2 separate regions of the Homo sapiens genome follow, and region 1 is linked to region 2. The links are chromatin loops, found by intact Hi-C in ENCODE. Cell type or tissue: left ventricle myocardium inferior. All regions are shown on one strand. Each heading gives the region's core, and the rest is flanking DNA. Links, peaks and the distances in the headings are about the cores only.

Evidence for each region. Hi-C counts contacts between places; a loop is a spot of excess contacts. Peaks named below come from ENCODE experiments on the same cell type or tissue, not always from the same donor. Only the 100,000 strongest peaks of a DNase experiment are listed, where the experiment ranks them.
Region 1: a loop joins it to region 2, with 6 times the contacts of the local background. A loop is called at or near these places in 1 of 110 quality-filtered maps.

The regions. Positions count from the first base shown.
Region 1 is chr17:79,396,331-79,404,648 of GRCh38, reverse strand. The region is part of intron 2 of RBFOX3 (RNA binding fox-1 homolog 3); the gene reads left to right. Among named protein-coding and RNA genes, the nearest start is that of RBFOX3, 210 kb to the left of the region's middle. RefSeq lists an enhancer at 191-692 and a silencer at 3,209-3,383. In left ventricle myocardium inferior, for the core only: CTCF peaks have their summits at 3,142 and 3,343 (motif pointing left); a DNase peak (open chromatin) is centred at 3,378; H3K4me3 peaks cover 458 bases; H3K27me3 peaks cover 7,889 bases.
Region 2 is chr17:79,111,370-79,119,687 of GRCh38, reverse strand. It overlaps RBFOX3 (RNA binding fox-1 homolog 3), which reads left to right. Exons shown (of 15, transcript NM_001350451.2): 5 at 3,940-4,194. The coding sequence starts at 3,973. Among named protein-coding and RNA genes, the nearest start is that of ENGASE, 41 kb to the right of the region's middle. RefSeq lists an enhancer at 2,020-2,924. In left ventricle myocardium inferior, for the core only: no CTCF peak of the experiment used is centred there; a DNase peak (open chromatin) is centred at 5,017; H3K27me3 peaks cover 7,761 bases.

The DNA.
Region 1 (8,318 bases), core at 46-8,045, 280 kb before region 2:
GGGCCAGAAGCTAGGTAATGGGAGGGGAGGGACAGGAGAGTCCGTGGAGCTGGTGGCCTGGATGTGGGCAGAGGAGAGGGCGCCGGGGCTGAGACTGGACCCCCAGTGCTTCTTGGCTTCTCACAGGCTGGCCCTCTGCGTCCATCTGTGTCTCCTGCCATCTTTGGGCCAGCTGCGTGACCTGGGCACAGAGGGCTTTGCAGCAGAGTGGGGCCGTGTGGCCTGGGGTGCCCGCGGGCTGGGACTCCTTGACACGTGCTCTGGTCCCAACTCCTTGCATCCCTCATGCCCGGAGTGTAGACTGCTCACCTCAAAGAGTTGGCTTAGGAGGGAGGAACCAGTGCCTAGCCAGGCCCCTGGTGGGCTGGGACATGGAGGGCTCCCACCGCTGTGGCCCTGCCCACGCCCACTGTCCTCACGGGCCTCAGTCCTGCGGCTTCCCGCCAGCTTGTTCTCTCCCCCTCAGGCTCCCCCAAATCTGTGTGTTCAACTGAGAGTGGGGACGGGACACTGGCATCACCCTTGGCAGGGAAGGAGTGAGAAGAGAGGACCATAGAAAATGAACATCCTGGGCCGGGTGTGGTGGTTCACGCCTGTAATCCCAGCACTTTGGGAGGCCAAGATGGGTGCATCACGAGGTCAGGAGATCAAGACCATCCTGGTTAACATGGTGAAACCCCGTCTCTACTAAAAATACAAAACTTAGCCAGGCGTGGTGGCGGGCGCCTGTAGTCCCAGCTACTCAGGAGGCTGAAGCAGGAGAATGGTGTGAACCCGGGAGGTGGAGCTTGCAGTGAGCCGAGATCGCGCCACTGTACTCCTGGGTGACAGAGCAAGACTCCATCTCAAAAAAAAAAAAAAAAAAAGAAAAAGAACATCTGGGAGCTTGTGCTGGGGGAACCTGAGAGGACGGGGCCTGGGCAGGTTTGCCCTGACACAGATGCCTGGAGGGCGGGTGAGGGGGCAGTGTACTGGGGGACAGGGAACAAGCCCCGCCCTGCCCAAGCCAGGAAAGCCACCAGGGACTTTCCCACCGAAGCTGTCCGGGACGTTCCCACCACAGCACAGCCCTCAGTGGCTAGACCTGTGGGTCTGTGGAAGCTGGACCTGTGGAGCTGTGGGGCTGACGGGGGTGGAAGTCCATGGTGGGGCTGTGTTCACGGATTATTCCTGAGCTCTGGAGTCTGGAAGTCAGGCTTGCCCACCTGTAGGTGACAGATATCCCTGACAGAGGTGCCCATCCACAGGAGCCTGAACCCCCCATGGGAGCTGCCCGTCTCTAATTTGCACAGATCCCTGACCTCAGGGGCAGCCCTGCTGCCGGGACCTGGCCCCACCTGGTAGGGGTGTGGGCCTTGCCAGCCAAGGGCCTTCTAGGACAGTCTGGCAAGCTAAAGGGCGACCAGCAGGCTCTCAGCCATCAGGAGGACATACAGGGTGGTGGGGAGGGTCTTGCTTTTCACCGCCCCTCCCCAAGCACCAAGGGAGGCCTGTTCAGGGCCCCAGCGAGGGGGAGGGAGCCAAGTCTTCCTCCTTCCCCCTGGCTGCAGTCCTCTCCCAGCAAGGCCACTGTGTCCCTTCCGAGATGAGAAAAGGTCCAGGGGTTAGTGTGCCTGGTGGGAGGGTCAGCCCTTCCCACAGCAGAGCAGATGAAGACCTTCAGCATGATCTGATGGCGATCCTGATGAGCCTTCTCTTTGCCGGGCACGTCCTGTGGGTCAGGCTCCTGCTGAGAATGTGACCTGCAACCTCGGGGCAGCCCCACGACATCCGGGAGGGTAGGTACTGCTCACACCCCCATAGTAGAGATGAGAAAACTGAGGATCCAAGCTGGATCCGGGTCAGAGGCAGAGGGTGCACTGGCTCTGACCCCGGGCTGTCCAACTCCAAACCCGTGCTCTGAAATCCCATCCCATCACCTGGCACTGAGCCTTCACCTGGTCCTCCCATCGTCCAGCCTCCTGTTTCACAGACAAGGAGACCGAGAGCCAAAGATGATAGCCAGTCGTAGAGCTCAGCGTCCAGGCCCTGGCCCACCCTTTCCTGTGCAGTGGGGTCCCCACCACCCCATGTGGCTCCTGCTTTGTCTGTGTCCGCCCCGCGGGGCCCCCTGCGCTCACTCCAGCGGGAGCCCTACAGCTTCTCAGGGGATCGTTAATCCCCGTTAGCACAAGCAAACAAACTCCCCGCTCCATTTATTTCATGGGGCTCCCAATTTAATTAGGTTTCCCAGTTTTCCGCCTGTCCTGGGCCAATCACTCCTTAAAACAGTGGAGAATTCATTTGCACCTGCTGTCAGAAAGCGTCTCTCCCCAGTTAGAAAAATAATTAAGCCATCATCACACATCAGGGGTAATGAATCACCATTTTTCATTCAGTTCGCAGGTCGTTTGTTTTCTTCTGCACTGGCAAAGGAGGTGCAAACTAAATTTGAGCAGCTGCCAAGTGGATCCTGCCTCCCTTGCAGAGCCCCTTCCCTTCTTCTCTCTCCAGAGACCCCTTTTCTCCTTGAGTGGTGCCATGGGGACAGCAGCCTCTGAGCATGCCCAGCTCTGCCTGGGTCCTCCACCCTGGGCTCCTGGTGGTGGGCCACAGATTGTCCCCTGCTTCTGCTCTTTCTCAGGTGTGACTCCCAGGTGGCTGCTCTGCAGGTAACGTGGAAGGTCTCACCTGTAAGAGAGCCGTATGCGGTTCCTGTGGTCACCAGAACGGATGACCACAACTGTGTGGCTTCAACAGCAGCATTTATGCTCTCACAGCTCAGGAGGCCAGAGTCCAGGATCAAGGCAGGGCCGCGCTCCCTCGGGAGGCTGGGGCTGGTGTGTCAAGCTGCTGTATCTGGAGCCGGTCGTCAGACCCACAATGATATCTGAGTGGGTACAGACCGTGAACTGCTGGGCCAGGTGCCCTGGGGCTCATAGAGAGGACGCCCCATGTAGGAACTTACAGACCCGTCACGGAGCAGGCTCAGCGAACGTCCAAACACGGGGCATGGGATCGGGGTGAAGGGAGAAATGAGCTGCGGAATACTGGAGTGTTGTCTCCTTTAAAAGTGAAACAAAAGAAATAGGTTCCCCTCTCCCATTCCCTCCCCTCTCCCTCTGCACTGAAGGCAGGGTCTCACGTGCACACTGGGAACACACACGCAGGACAGGGAATAAGGCGTTTGCATTTTGCAGACTCTCTCAAGGTGGTCTCATTGATTGGCTGATTGGTTGACTGTACCCCTGGATCATGAAGGAGTCGTTTTGGGGGGCTCACTGGCTCTTCTTATTTTTTTGTCTTCCCATTTGGCTTGAAGTTGACCTATTTTAAAGTGGTAGTAGCCCCGTTCTACCACCTGGTGGGGCGCGTGAGCAGCAGCGTGCGCAGGGGCGTGGCTCCCGCCGCTCAGGGCTCCTTTCCGAGAAGCTGGCTGTGAGTGGAACCTGACCGCGGAGCCCCGAAGTTCTTATCTTTCCTTTGATCGTTCCTGTAGGAATTGATCTCCCCTGCCGAACCGCTGTCATTCTAGAAGCAGCTCCAGAAGCGAGCACCAGCGTGGCTGACTGCTCTGCAGGGCAGCACTGGAGAGGCTCTGCGTCTGTGAATTTAAAAATGAACACGCCCGGATCTCTAGCTTTGGAAGTAGGGTTGTGACGACGTGTTTTTCTGTTTTGTCTCGTTTTTGTTCGGAGGAGGATCTCTTGGCACAGGGATGCTAGCTAGGCTGTCTGTAGACACATCCAGGAGCTCCCCAGGTGGCAAGGTGTTGTGGCAGCTTTGTGAGGGGCTGGCCCAGCTTAGGAGAGTGTGGGGACTTCGGTTTTGGCTTCGGAGGTGGCCTGACTGATGCAGAGACCCTCCCAGATCAGGGCAGTGACGGGGCCAACAGGTGCCCCCAAAAAGGGGTGAGTCCAGCTCCCACCTCTCAGTCAACGGGCATTAGAGCAGGAGCTGCTGCATTTGGGACACCCCGCTTACAGCCGCATCTTCCTAGTGTGTCTGAGCCTTCTGCATTCTTAAAACTGTGGTTAATTCGCGGGTCACACGTGAACTCACTTCACCCACCCCCAACACCTTGTGAGGTGGGTGTTATGGGTGAACTGTGTCTCTCTAAGATAAGTTGAAGCGCCAACCTCTGGTACCTGTGAACGTGACCTTATCTGGAAACAGCCTTTGTGGATGTAATCAGGTAAAGATGAGGTCACTAGGGTGAGCCCTAACCCACCATGACCAGTGTCCTTGTAGGAAGACAAAAACGCCGTGTGAAGACACATACAGGAAAAGGCCCCGTGACGGCAGAGGCAGGGTTGGAGAGACTCGGCTACAAGCCCGGGAGCCCCTCGGGTGGCTCCAGAGGCTAAGAAGCCATGAGGAAGAATTCTATCCGGAGTCTCAGCAGGAGCTTGGCCCTGCTGACCCCTTGGTTTGGGGCTCCTGACCTCCAGAATGTGAAGGAAAAAATTCATGTTGCTCTGAGCCACCCAGTTTGTGGCTCCCCTCTGGAGTTCCAGAGCCCCGTGGTGCATTTGTTTCACTGTCAGACTTTTTCCCCACTCCAAACCCCATTCCCCGAGAATCCTGCTCCGATCCTGATCCCAGGGGCAGTGTTGGAAGTGTCTGGAAACCGGTTAAATCAGCAGTGGCTCCACTGTCCCTCCAGCACTCCTGAGAGAATCTGTGGGTAGAGACAAGCAGTGGGTGAACCTGGATATCTCCAGACCTTTCCTGAGTGATGGGAAACGATGTCTAGATTCCAGAGCGGGAGTTAGACTGTCCTGCACTAGCCAGTTAAGGACAACGTTCACTTGGAGAGAAAGCCAGCATTCTTTCCAGCGGCGCGTTCACGCTTGCTGAAGACGGGAGCGCCCGAGGGTCTGTGGTGTCTGCTGCTCCCCGGGGAGGGGCCTCGGCTACATCTGCCTGAGAAGCCAGCAGGAAAAGGTGATGAGAACATCAGAGTTTAAAAACAGGTTTTCATAATGGACATTGTCTTTTGGTTTCAGCAGCACTTTTCCCACAAAATTAAAGGTAGATTTTTTTTGCTTTCTCCTTTGTGACTGCTGGGAGAGCGTGGCCTGCTGGGCCCTGGTGCGGCCACCGTGTGGGATTTTGCTAAATTTGATGACCCCTGATGGTGAAAAGTCCTCCCTGAACCACTGTCTTGAAAAGATGGCAAAAAAAAACCATCCCTGCCCTCCACATGGAACCTGCAGTCACGCCAGGAAAACCCTTCATGAAAGCTGGTGCAATGCTGTCACTCTAATCAGAAGCGCGAGCCGTGCACGGAAGCAAAACTGCTGATTTACCAGCTGTGTGTGTGCGGGCACGCACCTTTGCCTCCCGGTGCCTCGGTTTCCTCATTTGTGAAGCGGGGATAGCCTCACCCACGGTACGCATTTCCTGTGGCCGCTGTAACAAACTGCCACGGACTGGGTGGCTGGAAACACAAGATTTTTTTTTAACATTCTGGAGGTCAGAAGCCCAAAACCAAGGGGTCAGCAGGGCCATGCCCCCTCTGAGACTCCAGGTAGAATCCTCCCCACGGCTTCTTAGCCTCTGGGGGCCGCCAGCCACCCGAGGGGTTCCCGGGCTTGTAGCCGCGTCACTCCAACCCTGCCTCTGCCGTCATGCGTCCTTCTCTCATGCATGTCTTCACACGGTGTTTTCCTCTTCCTACAAGGACACCAGTCATGGTGGGTTAGGGCTCACCCTATGACCTCATCTTTACCTGATTACATCGGCGAAGGCTCTGTTTCCAAAGAAGATCTCGTTCACAGGTACCAGGGGTTTGCGCTTCAACTTATCTTAGAGGGACACAGTTCAGCTGTGCACTGTGTGTGTTGGGTGGGCGAAGTGAGTCCCCAGGTGAAAAGTGGTCAGACTCGTGACTGGCCCCCGGTAAACATCACGTAGATGGCCACTGTGCCCCTGCCCTTACTACTTTATGCACTCACATCTCCCAGGGTAATTCCGCTCTCTCAGCCTCAGCGCTGCTGCTACGTGGGAGCCGCATCGTCGCCCACGGTGGAGGCCGCCCTGTACGCTGCAGGGCATTCAGCAGCACCCCTGGCCTCCACCCACCAGATGCCAGAAGCCCCTCCCTCAGTTACGATGACCAACAATGTCTCCAGACATTGCCACGTGTCCCTCCCCAGGAGGTAAAATTACTCTCGGTGGAGAGCCGCTGACGTGGTTTATGTGGTGTACGTATGTTAAACGCTGACAGATATCGTCAGGCTGTGTCCTCCTGCCAGGCCTCGCCAGTTCACATCCCATAGTGGGTCCCCACATTCTGGGGTGACGGGACACCTTCACCCTTTCCCACTTTTCTGAAACCGTGGTGCAAATTGATGCAATGAAGCCTCGTCTAGGCCAGGAGCGCCTCAGGGCTGGACGCTCCCATACTTGGGGGGCAGTTCTGGGAGTTTCTGCAGGCCTCCTTTCTGGTGCATAATGAGCCTCCCGAGGCCCAGCAGGATCAGGACTGCTCTCAGCACTGCTTGTATTTTCTCTTTCTTGCAAAGCACTAGATTGGGCTCTAATTGCTGCTCAGCTGCAAAGCCCTGACTCTGGGGCCCCGACAAGGCGCCCAGAGCCTCGTTCGGGCTCCGAGTCTTCCTCCTCTTTAAACTCCTGTGATACTGTCTGTACCCTAAAGCTGTCTGGGTGGGGGTGTGCAGGACCGCAGACGAGAATATTCTGAAAATCCGCCGCCGGACAGATTCGTGACGGCGTCTCACGGTGATCCAGGACGGAAAATCCATCTTCCCAGCCCCAGGGCCTCTGTTTGTGGTTGTAGCTTTCGGTGCTGGCATCGAACTGTCAAGGCTGAGACACCTCCCCTGCCCACCGCTGTGGCCTGAGAAAGGTATCCAGAAAAACAGAGGGTTCCCCGACGTCCTGGAGGCCTCCCGGGGGTGGTAACAGGTCCCTGCCGTGACTCCTGTGATGCAGCTGGTTTATCTCAGCCATTGGACCATGTCGTAAAGGAAAAGATGTCAGTGAGGTGTGAGCTGGGCTGCTCTAAATCAGACACTATGGCCAGCTCACCTGGCCCGAAGCTTAAATCTGCCCTAGGTTGATTTTGATGGGAAATGAGGTATGCGAGGAGGCTCTTAATGGGCTTTTCTAAACTTCTGGGGGTGGGGGTCGCACTTTTTTTTTTTTTTTGGGGATGGAGTCCTCCTCTGTTGCCCAGGCTGGAGGGCAGTGGCATTATCTTGGCTCACTGCAACCTCCACCTCCCGGGTTCAAGTGATTCTCCTGCCTCAGACCCCCGAGTAGCTGGGACTACAGGTGTGCGCCACCAGGCCCAGCTAATTTTTTTTTTAAATTTTTTATTTTTAGGAGAGACAGGGTTTCACCATGTTGGCCAGGATGGTTTCGATCTCTTGACCTCATGATCCGCCTGCCTCGGCCTCCCAAAGTGCTGGGATTTCAGGCGTGAGCCACTGCGCCCAGCCCACGCTTCTTAAAAGGATAGTCACTTATTTGAATGTAAATAGTGATGCTATGGCAAGGAAATCCTGCCTGTCCGCGGGGCTGTGGGGAGGCGTCTCCTGGAAACACTGATGCTGTGAAAGTGACAAAGCTGTATTTCTTTATTCCCAAATCCACCCCTTGAGACAGGTCGTCCTTGCAGCCAGGAAGCATTTCCAAGATTCAGGCTCTGCGGCTTAGCCTGGTGCGCGTTCCCTGCCGCTGTGACAGGGGTTCGTTCTCCTTGCAGACTTCCCTACCATGGATGACAGGTCCCACCCTGGCCCGGCTTCACGGACCCGTGACCGGTGGAGGCGCTGGAAGCTGCACTCAGAAGGGATCCAGGCTGGGTTTCATGCCCTGTTGTTGCTGTCTGGGAATTCTGGACAACTTTTTAATGAGGGGATGGTCCCTGCAAATTATGTAGCTGGTCCTGCCCACAGCCTGGGGCCCGAGGGGGACAGCTTTCATCCCTCCGAGCAGTAGGTGGGCCTACCCAGGCCAGCTGGACAATGACAGCCCTCCTGAGTCTGGGTCCCTTTTTTCTCTGGATAATGACGGGGTGGCCAGCACCTGTGAGGATGCCCTCCCACTTAGAGAGCAGGGTGGGCATAGGGCTGGGGAGGGGGTCTCAGGGGGAGTCAGAATAAAATTTGCATTAAGGAAGGAGGTCCTTTCCCCCTTTCTGGAAAGAAACCCTTAATTCTTCTGGTATCATTGTGCTGGAGAAGACAGAGGTTTATTTCAGGGAGTGGGGAGCCCCTTTTCCTTAGGATGCTGCATTTTAAAGGGCAAGGCCAGGATGAGCAGGGAGAGAAGCAAGAGTCCTCGTGGGCAGCAGAGGTCACTTTGCA
Region 2 (8,318 bases), core at 59-8,058:
TCCTCTGTCCAGGCTCTATTGTGACCATTTGCGGATGGAGAAACCTGTGCAGAGAGGACAGACAGTCACCAGGACCACCTGGTGGCTAAGAGGGGACATTGGAGCCCATCCCCGTGCATTGCAGGGTCTAGACCCCGATGCTTGGCTGTGAAACCTCCTCTCCCTTGCAAACCACCCTGGGCAGGGCTACAATTCCATGTGGAGGTGCATATGGTGGGTTTGGGATCCTGGCTGCCAGTGCTGCTCTCTGGGGTCCTCCCATACTAGTTTGGCAAATCACTTTGTCTCTACACCTCGGTTTTATTAGCTGGGAAAGGGGGAAGTGTCCACTCAATGAGTGAGCGTCTGTAAAAGCAGGGAGCACTGTGGGCTCAAATATGCTGTTTTATTCTAGTGTCACAAATGTCCCTAAAATGTCCCCATCTGCTAGGGACCTCTTGCCCACCACAGATGCCCTCAGATCTGGCACCTACTGCCGGAGCTCCCCCCTTTATGTTGGCGGGTTCGCCTGTCATTTGTTAGCTCAGGGCTCTGGGCTTCAGCCCTGCAGAACCTCAAGTGAGAGTGATTGGCAGCTGTCATTCAGCCCCAAGTTGAATGACAGGGATTAGAGCCCTGCAGAGGGTTAGAGGTAGGGTGAGAAGGAAGCAGATGGGACAGGAGCTGCGCTTTCTTTTTTATTTTATTTTCTTTATTTTTTTTTTTTTTTTTTGAGACAGGGGTTTCCTCTGTCACCCTGGCTGGACCACAGTGGTGTGATCTTGGTTCACTGCAGCCTCAACCTCCAGGCTCAAGTGATGATCCTGCCTCAGCCTCCCACATTACTGGGACTAGAGGCATGTGCCACCACACCTGGCTATTTTTTTTTTTTTTATTTTTTGTAGAGAGGGTTTCACTGTGTTGTCCAGGATGGTCTCGAACTCCTGGGCTCAAGCAATCCTCCCACCTCAGCCTCCCAAAGTGCTGGGATTACAGGAATAAGCCACTGCACCCAACCAGGAGCCCACTCTTTCTCAGGCCTTGGAGGAGGTGGAGGAGGGGGTTGCTGGGAAGACAGTGCAAGGCGGTGAAGGCTCTAATCAAATATTTATCAGCAAATTCATCTCCCCTGTGTCTGCAGGGCCCTCACGCTGTGCCTTCCACACTTTCTCTTGCTCCTGTTTTCCTGATTTTGCCTCTGGCCATCCTGGGTTCTAGATGCTCTCCACCCCTCCTGGGTGCCCTGACTCTCCTTCCCCCTCCTCCTCCCTCATGGATCCACCCCTTCCCACTGGACTCCGTCACCAACACGTTTGCTAACAACGGACGATGGGGCCTCACCAGCTACCTTGGGGCAATGAGCCTGGAACCTCCCACGAGTGTGTACGCATGCACACGTGTGTGCTTCCCTCCCGTGGCTGAGGAGCTTGAATGTCGCCCCAGTTTCAGAGTCTGCAGAGAGAGGGAAGGAGCCAGCTGGCTTTGTGGAGGGGTGGGGATGGGAGGAGGACAGCACTTCTGCTCCTTAGGTTCCCAGTCAGCGAGTCTGTCGCAGGGTGGCGAGCACCGAGACGGCCCCCGCTGCAGAGCCCAGGGCCGGCCGGCACTGGGGGCTTCAGGGAGCAGGGCACGGCTGGGTTGCCCAGGCTCCACCCTTCCAGCTATGCGCACCCACCCTAGGTTGCTGGGCCCCCAGGCAGAGGGTTTGGGGCCATAAACAGAAGGAGGGGGTGGCCGGGTCTGAAGCAGAACACCCAGCCTTGGACCGTCCCTTGGGGCCACCTCCCTGGTGCAGCCAGGTCCCTTGCAGCCCTCAGTGCTGTAACAATGGTTTGACATCGGGTCATTGTTCTCTGAAGCTTTCCTTTCCCGCTGGACTGCAGGCCCCACCAGCAGGGAGCAGGGGCTGTCGGGGTTGCTGTCAACACAGCCCCTGCCCTGGCATGGGCCTGGCACACCCCAGGTACCCCATCAACAGTTGTTGGGTGGATTTGTAGGAACTGAATGAAGGATGCAGAGGACAGGCTAGGGGTGGGGGAGGCAGGACAGAGGTGGACATGCCAGATCCACCTGTGCAGGGAGCATGGGCACATGAGGGGCTCCTCCTTAGCCAGGGGAGGCACTGCCCAGAGGCCGAGAACACAGGAGCCCGGCAGAGGGGGATGTGTGGGTGTGGAGGGAAGCGGGAGAAAGACCGCCCTGCGGGGGCAGCCCCCAGCCTCTGCCTGCACCTAGTAGGTGCTCACTGAACTAACGTGTGTGGTGTGAACAAAGCGTGCGTGGCCCCGGGTGATGGGAGCGTGGGGTGGAGGCGCAGGTGAGGGAGGTGAGCAGCCACTTCCCTGCTGGGCGCTCCTCCTCCCCACCGCAAAGCCCACCTTCAGCAAGGACGCGGACTCCTGCCTGTCCCTGCCAGGGTGGCTGAGCGTCAGACCCATCCACATCTGAGCAGGGGTCCTAACACACTGGGCTGCTCCAGGCAGAGGCGGCATCTGTCCTTCCAGGCAGTGGGGCCTCCTCACCGCAGACTCCTGGGGGGGCGAGTGCCTCGCCTGCTCAGGGGGTCCTGGGCCCCAGGCTGTGTCTGCAGTGGAGGACAGCGAGTGGAGGAGGCCGGAGCCCCTTTCCCTCTGCCGCCTCCGCCTGCACCTTGCTCTCTGGCACTGTGAAAGACCCCAGCCCTCCTCTTGGGATCATAAGGGCTCCCCACCAGGGCTGCTTCTCAGGCCCTAGGTCAGTGGTTCTCAGTGCACGCAGATTGCTGGAGGAGGCCTGGGGTGCGCCCTGGAACCCGCATTGCCCACCAAAAAGCTCCCAGGTGCTGCTGATGCTGTGGGCCCAGGCCACTTTGACAACCACTGCCCTGTATTGCTGCTGGGGTCCTGCCCAAGGGCCTGGGCTTCTAAGAGCCTCTGAGAGTGGCTGCAGGAGCAGTATTCCCCGCTTGGGGCAGCAGGCCTTTGAGGGGGCACAGACAGATCTTTGAGAGTTCCTCAGAGATCCTTGACACAGAGGCTGGAACCCTCCCTGCCCCCCGACACACCTCACTGTCATGGCCATCACTGGCAGGGGAGGCAGGAGGCCCTGAGTTCAGCTTCTGCACAGTCACTTCCAGGGATCCAGGTGCGGGCTGGGCAGCGCCGCCCTCTCACTTCTGCTTTCCAATGACAAAACTGAGGCTTAAAATTATTTGAAGATGAAGTTTCGCTCTCATCACCCAGGCTGGAGCGCAATAGTGCGATTTTGGCTCGCTGCAACCCCTGCCTCCCAGGTTGAAGTGATTCTCCTGCCTCAGCCTCCCGAGTAGCTGGGATTATAGGCACGTGCCACCACATCCCGCTAATTTTTGTATTTTTAGTAGAGATGGGGTTTCACCATGTTGGCCAGGCTGGTCTTGAACTCCTGACCTCAGGTGATCCACCTGTCAAGGCTTAAAATTCTTGAGGTGGGAAGGAGATGGGTTGGCTCTAAAAGGGGAAGAGCAGTAGTCCTCATGCTGCTGGAACATTCTGTGTGTTGTGTGAATCCATGTCAGTATCCTGCTGGTGGTGGTTTTATGGATGTTACCGTGAGGACCCTGGTTACAAGGTGTACAGATCACTGTGTTACTTCTTACAGCTGCACGAGCCTACAGTTACCTTAAAATGGTTAATTTTTTTAAAATCAGGTAGTTTACAAAAACCCTTCAGTTGTTCTTGTACCCAGGTCTGACAAGTGTGAGTAAATGGGCTGAACTCCAGGGGTGTCTGACTCCAGAGCCAGGCTCCCCGGCATTCCCAGCGCAGCACCCCCTCCTGCTCTGAGCTGGTGCCCATGCCGGCGAGCCCCCCTTGGAGGGGCCGGGGAAAGGCTGCTGAAAATACTGCTGGAGAAGCTCTGCTCAGCCACAAGGCCCCATCCTCAGGGGCTCCGGGAAGGGGACAAGATTCTAACCAGGCCTTGCTCTCTCTCCTTCCACAGAGCGATCAGGACGCCACGGCTCCGCCTGAAGCGATGGCCCAGCCCTACCCCCCCGCCCAGTACCCCCCTCCGCCACAGAACGGCATCCCTGCCGAGTACGCCCCGCCCCCACCGCACCCCACGCAGGACTACTCCGGCCAGACCCCGGTCCCCACAGAGCATGGCATGACCCTGTACACACCAGCACAGACCCACCCCGAGCAGCCAGGCTCCGAGGCCAGCACACAGCCCATCGCCGGGACCCAGACAGTGCCGGTAAGGGCCCCCACGACCCCAGGCCCAGCCCTGGAGCTTCAGGGAGGAGCACCCACCCAGAAGAAGGGTGGCCCAGAAGGGCATGAGGTGTACCAGGTGGGCGAGGGGCCTGGGCAGGGCCTCTGTGTGTGGAGGGCAGGCCTTTTACGGGGCTCCTGGGCCAGAAGTCACCCCCAGTGAAGGCATTTCCAGCCCCTGCTCGACCCCCGGCGCCAAGGAGCTTTGTGATGAGCAGGCATCTGGAGGAATGGCCGGGCACCTAGGGGTGGGGTGGCAGCCACCGTCCTCCAGCCGCCTGGGCCTGGCTTCCCTGCTTCGAGCAAACACTCACCCCAGCTGGGAGGTGTCCTCGCTGCCAGAGACCTGTTAGTGGAAAGTGAAGGAGACGGGCGGAGGGCAGAGGCAGAGCCGTGGAGGTGGCCCAGGGCCCTCCGAGCTGCCTCGGGTTGCAGGCCCTCCTATCATTTCTAATCACTTGTAATCTACCTGCTTGGCTGGCCTCCAATCAGATAGCTTCAATTATGTGGTTGTAATGCAGCTCCCAGGCAAAAGTGCTGAGCCCTCACTTCTCAGATTTCCTGAGAGCAAAGAGAGCCAGCAGGGAGTGGCCAAGCGGCTGGCCTGGAGTGGGCTCTGGGTACAAAAACCAGGCCCTGCCTCCACCCACCCCCCAGAGCCCCAGCCGGCCTATTCCTTTTGTCTGGTCCCCTCCACTGAGATCTCCATGTGCCTCCCCTGCCCCTGCTCTGGGGCTCCAGGTTCATCCAACTGTCCCCGCTGGCCCTGTCCCAGCCGCTGGATGTGCTAGCTGGCGGGGCTGGGCAGGAGGCCAGAGCTCTCTGCACTGCCCGGGAGTGGCACCGCCCCGGCGGCTCCCAATGGGGGTCCCCCTCCCGACTGCCTCAGCCCTCCTGCCGTCCAGCCTGGCTCCCAGCGTGCTGCGTGGACGCAGATAGGAGCCTTCCCCCGGTGCATGTGTGGGCAGGGGCTTCCTCCAGCGTCACCCAGGCCCTCTGCCGAGAGAGCCCACCCAGCCACCTCCTGGGCTGGACCCGACCCTCATCTGGCACCCAGGCGGTGCCTTTCCTCCCTGCTTGGAGCCCCGCCCAGCCCGAATCTGCCCCGAGACCATCAGCCTTTCCAGCGCCCCCAGCATCCTGATACCCAGGGTTCCTACAGCCACAGGACACACATGGAAAAGGCCAGGCCCCAGGGTGGTAGAAGCAGGGGCCAAGCTTCCCTGTCTGCTCTGGTTCTTATTCATCAAACCCACGCCCTGTGTGTGCTTAGAAAAGACAGAGATGATCCCAGGAGCCAAGCCGGGTTCACCATAAACAAGTCACGCTAGAGCAGGCTGGGTCTCCTTCTGACTGACTCCAGTAGACACAGCTTATCTGCTCAAACCTCTGACAGCCACCTTATGGACAGACGAGGGGGTCTCTCATGGTGAGCCTCAGGGGTTCGTCCCAGAAGAAAACCAGAAGCAGGAGGGTCAGACACACAGATAACACAGCTTGGGGACGGACCTAGCACTCTAACTGAACAACAGAACCGAGGCCAGATGCCTCCTGGACACCTGGGGCCACCAGACACAGCCTACCAGGACACACATAAAGTCTTCCTTCACTCGGCAGACATTTGCTGAGCACCTGCCGTGTTCCAGGCACTGAATTGGCACTGAGGCTACAAAGAAGAAAGGACCCAGCCCTGTCCCCTAGTTCCTGCCACGCAAGGACAGGAAAGTCAGAAACAGAGGCTGGCTTGGGTCTGGCTTGCCCGTGAGAGGCCACAGACCATGGAGAGAATCCCCGAGTGAGCAGCAGCTGCTGAAAAGGTGAATGCTGCATCCAATGAAGTACTCTCCAACCAGGAGGATGGGAGTCTCACCACCCAGTTATTAGCCTCCAGAGCCTCCCAGGAAGCGTGTCCAGGTGGGAAGCACCCAGAGCCCAGAGGATGGACAGACGGCCTTGACCTTCCTTTCTTCAGGCTGGGGTCTCTCAGGTCTGGCAGAGGGTTCAGGGTCATGGTCTGCAGATCTTTCATCCAGGGACCCAGAGGAGAGAGTCATCCTCCATGACCTGCACCCAGGGCAGGGCTGCAGGCAGAAGTTACGGCATCGGCGTGGTGCCCCACGAAGAACAAAGACCTGGGCCTCCTCAGAGGCCATGCGCTCCCCAACCTTGGAGTATTTGTTCATGCAGAGCCTTCCTACCTTGGAAGGCAGCTGGAGAGGGTGTTCTAGATTCCAGGAGCTCCTTCCTCCCAGAGGCTGCCCGGCACTCACAGCTGAAGGCCGAACGCCTCCCTGCTGGCTCAGGTGTCCCCAGACCCTGTCCCTGGGTCATCAGCAGGGCCCTTTCAGCTCACTCGAGCCTCCCCTTGGCCCTGCCCCAAGCAGCCTGGTATTGTGGTCTAGATCTTCGGGATAGGAAGTGGGATGAGTTCAGAGCTTTGGTCCAGACCTGCCTAGGTCAGAGTGTCTTCCTGAGCTCCCGGGGCACTCGAGGGCCCGTGTGCAGCCACCAAGTACCCTGGTCTCTTCCTTCCCCACCATCCCTGAAGTCCTACCCAGCCCACCCCCCCCCCGAGAGCCTGCTGCCCAGGTTGGCACCAGGTCAGGGCACACAACCCCCTGGACGCTCCCTGGACCCAGATGCCACCCAGAGGCCACTGGGGCTTCCCGCCCTCTCGCCCAAGGGGACTTCCTTCTGCTGGTGAGCATGGGCTGCCCTGGCAGTTGGTGTGGCCAGGGCAGTGGAGAGGGGGAGCTTGGAGTGCCTGTCCAGCCCCCACATCACCCACCCCACTGGTAGCTGTGGCAGAGCCGGCCCCTAGACGGCAGGGTCCTGTCCAGGCCCGGGGGCCCACACAGGCAGCCTGTTCCGTTCTAGGACCTGGGGCTGATGGCGTCGATGGGAGAGAGCAGTGGCCCCTGCAGCCCATCCCCATGCCTCAGACCTCTCCGTCTCCTCCACCCCAGGATCCTCAAAGACAGCCTGGGCCCCAGCTCCGGAAAGGCCTTCCTGGAATTTCTGGAACCACGAGGCCTCTTCCTGCTCCTCCTCCCCCGAGGAGGGTTTCCAGCCAGCAATTGGTGGGAAGTCCGTGTTCATCCAACTCAGGGCCTTTCCCGACACCTCCACCACCCAGGTGGGATGCACCCCTCAACCCCTAGTCACAGAAGCACAGCTGACCCTGCAGAGAGAAACATGGGGTTCCTGGGGGCCACCGGTCCCTCACCGACACTGAGACTTCCCACAGAAGGCGGAGCGTGCACTGATTTTTGTGGTCTCGATACCCTCGGGTGGGTCCCGACCACCCCCAGTGACTTTCCAGCTACATCATTCCCCAGGAAGGCTCCTCCCCTCTGAGCAGGACACCTCTTTTCACCGTCCAGAAATACGGAGGCTCCTTCCTGGTGGGGCAGGGGCGTCTCTGCTCATCCGTGATGGGAAGGGACATGTGACAAGAACCCACAAGGGGCACGCACACCTGCACATAGGCTCCGTTTCTCTCACCGCTCACCACGACATCACCTGCCTTCTCTGGACAAAAGCAGCAAAGGGTACAGAGTGCGATGAGGGGCTGCGGAAGGACCGGGGGACCCCATCTCACTACCTTGAGCCACCCCCAGGGTCTGTGTTCCCCAGCAGGGGTCACCATCTGGAGCATGTATTCACTCACTCGGGGTCACGCAGGTGCCAGTACTGTGGGCCCTTGGGAGTCTTTGTGCTCAAGGGACCCTCAGCTTGCTAACGGGCCGGGCATGTTGGCTCACGCCTGTCACCCCAGCACTTCGGGAGGCCGAGGCAGGTGGATCACGAAGTCAGGACTTCCAGACCAGCCTGGCCAAGATGGTGGAACCCTGTCTCTACAAAAATACAAAAATTAATCGGGCATGGTGGCTCGTGCCTGTAATCCCAGCTGCCCGGGAGGCTGAGGCAGGAGAATCACTTGAACCCAGGAGGTGGAGGTTGCAGTGAGCTGAGATCACGCCGCTGCACTCCAGCCTGGGCGACAGAGCAAAACTCTGAGAAAAAGAGAGAGAGATTAGCACGCAGATAAAAAAAATGCCAGACAAAGCACGGAGGGTCACTGTGGAGGGCCAGCCAGGTAGAGGG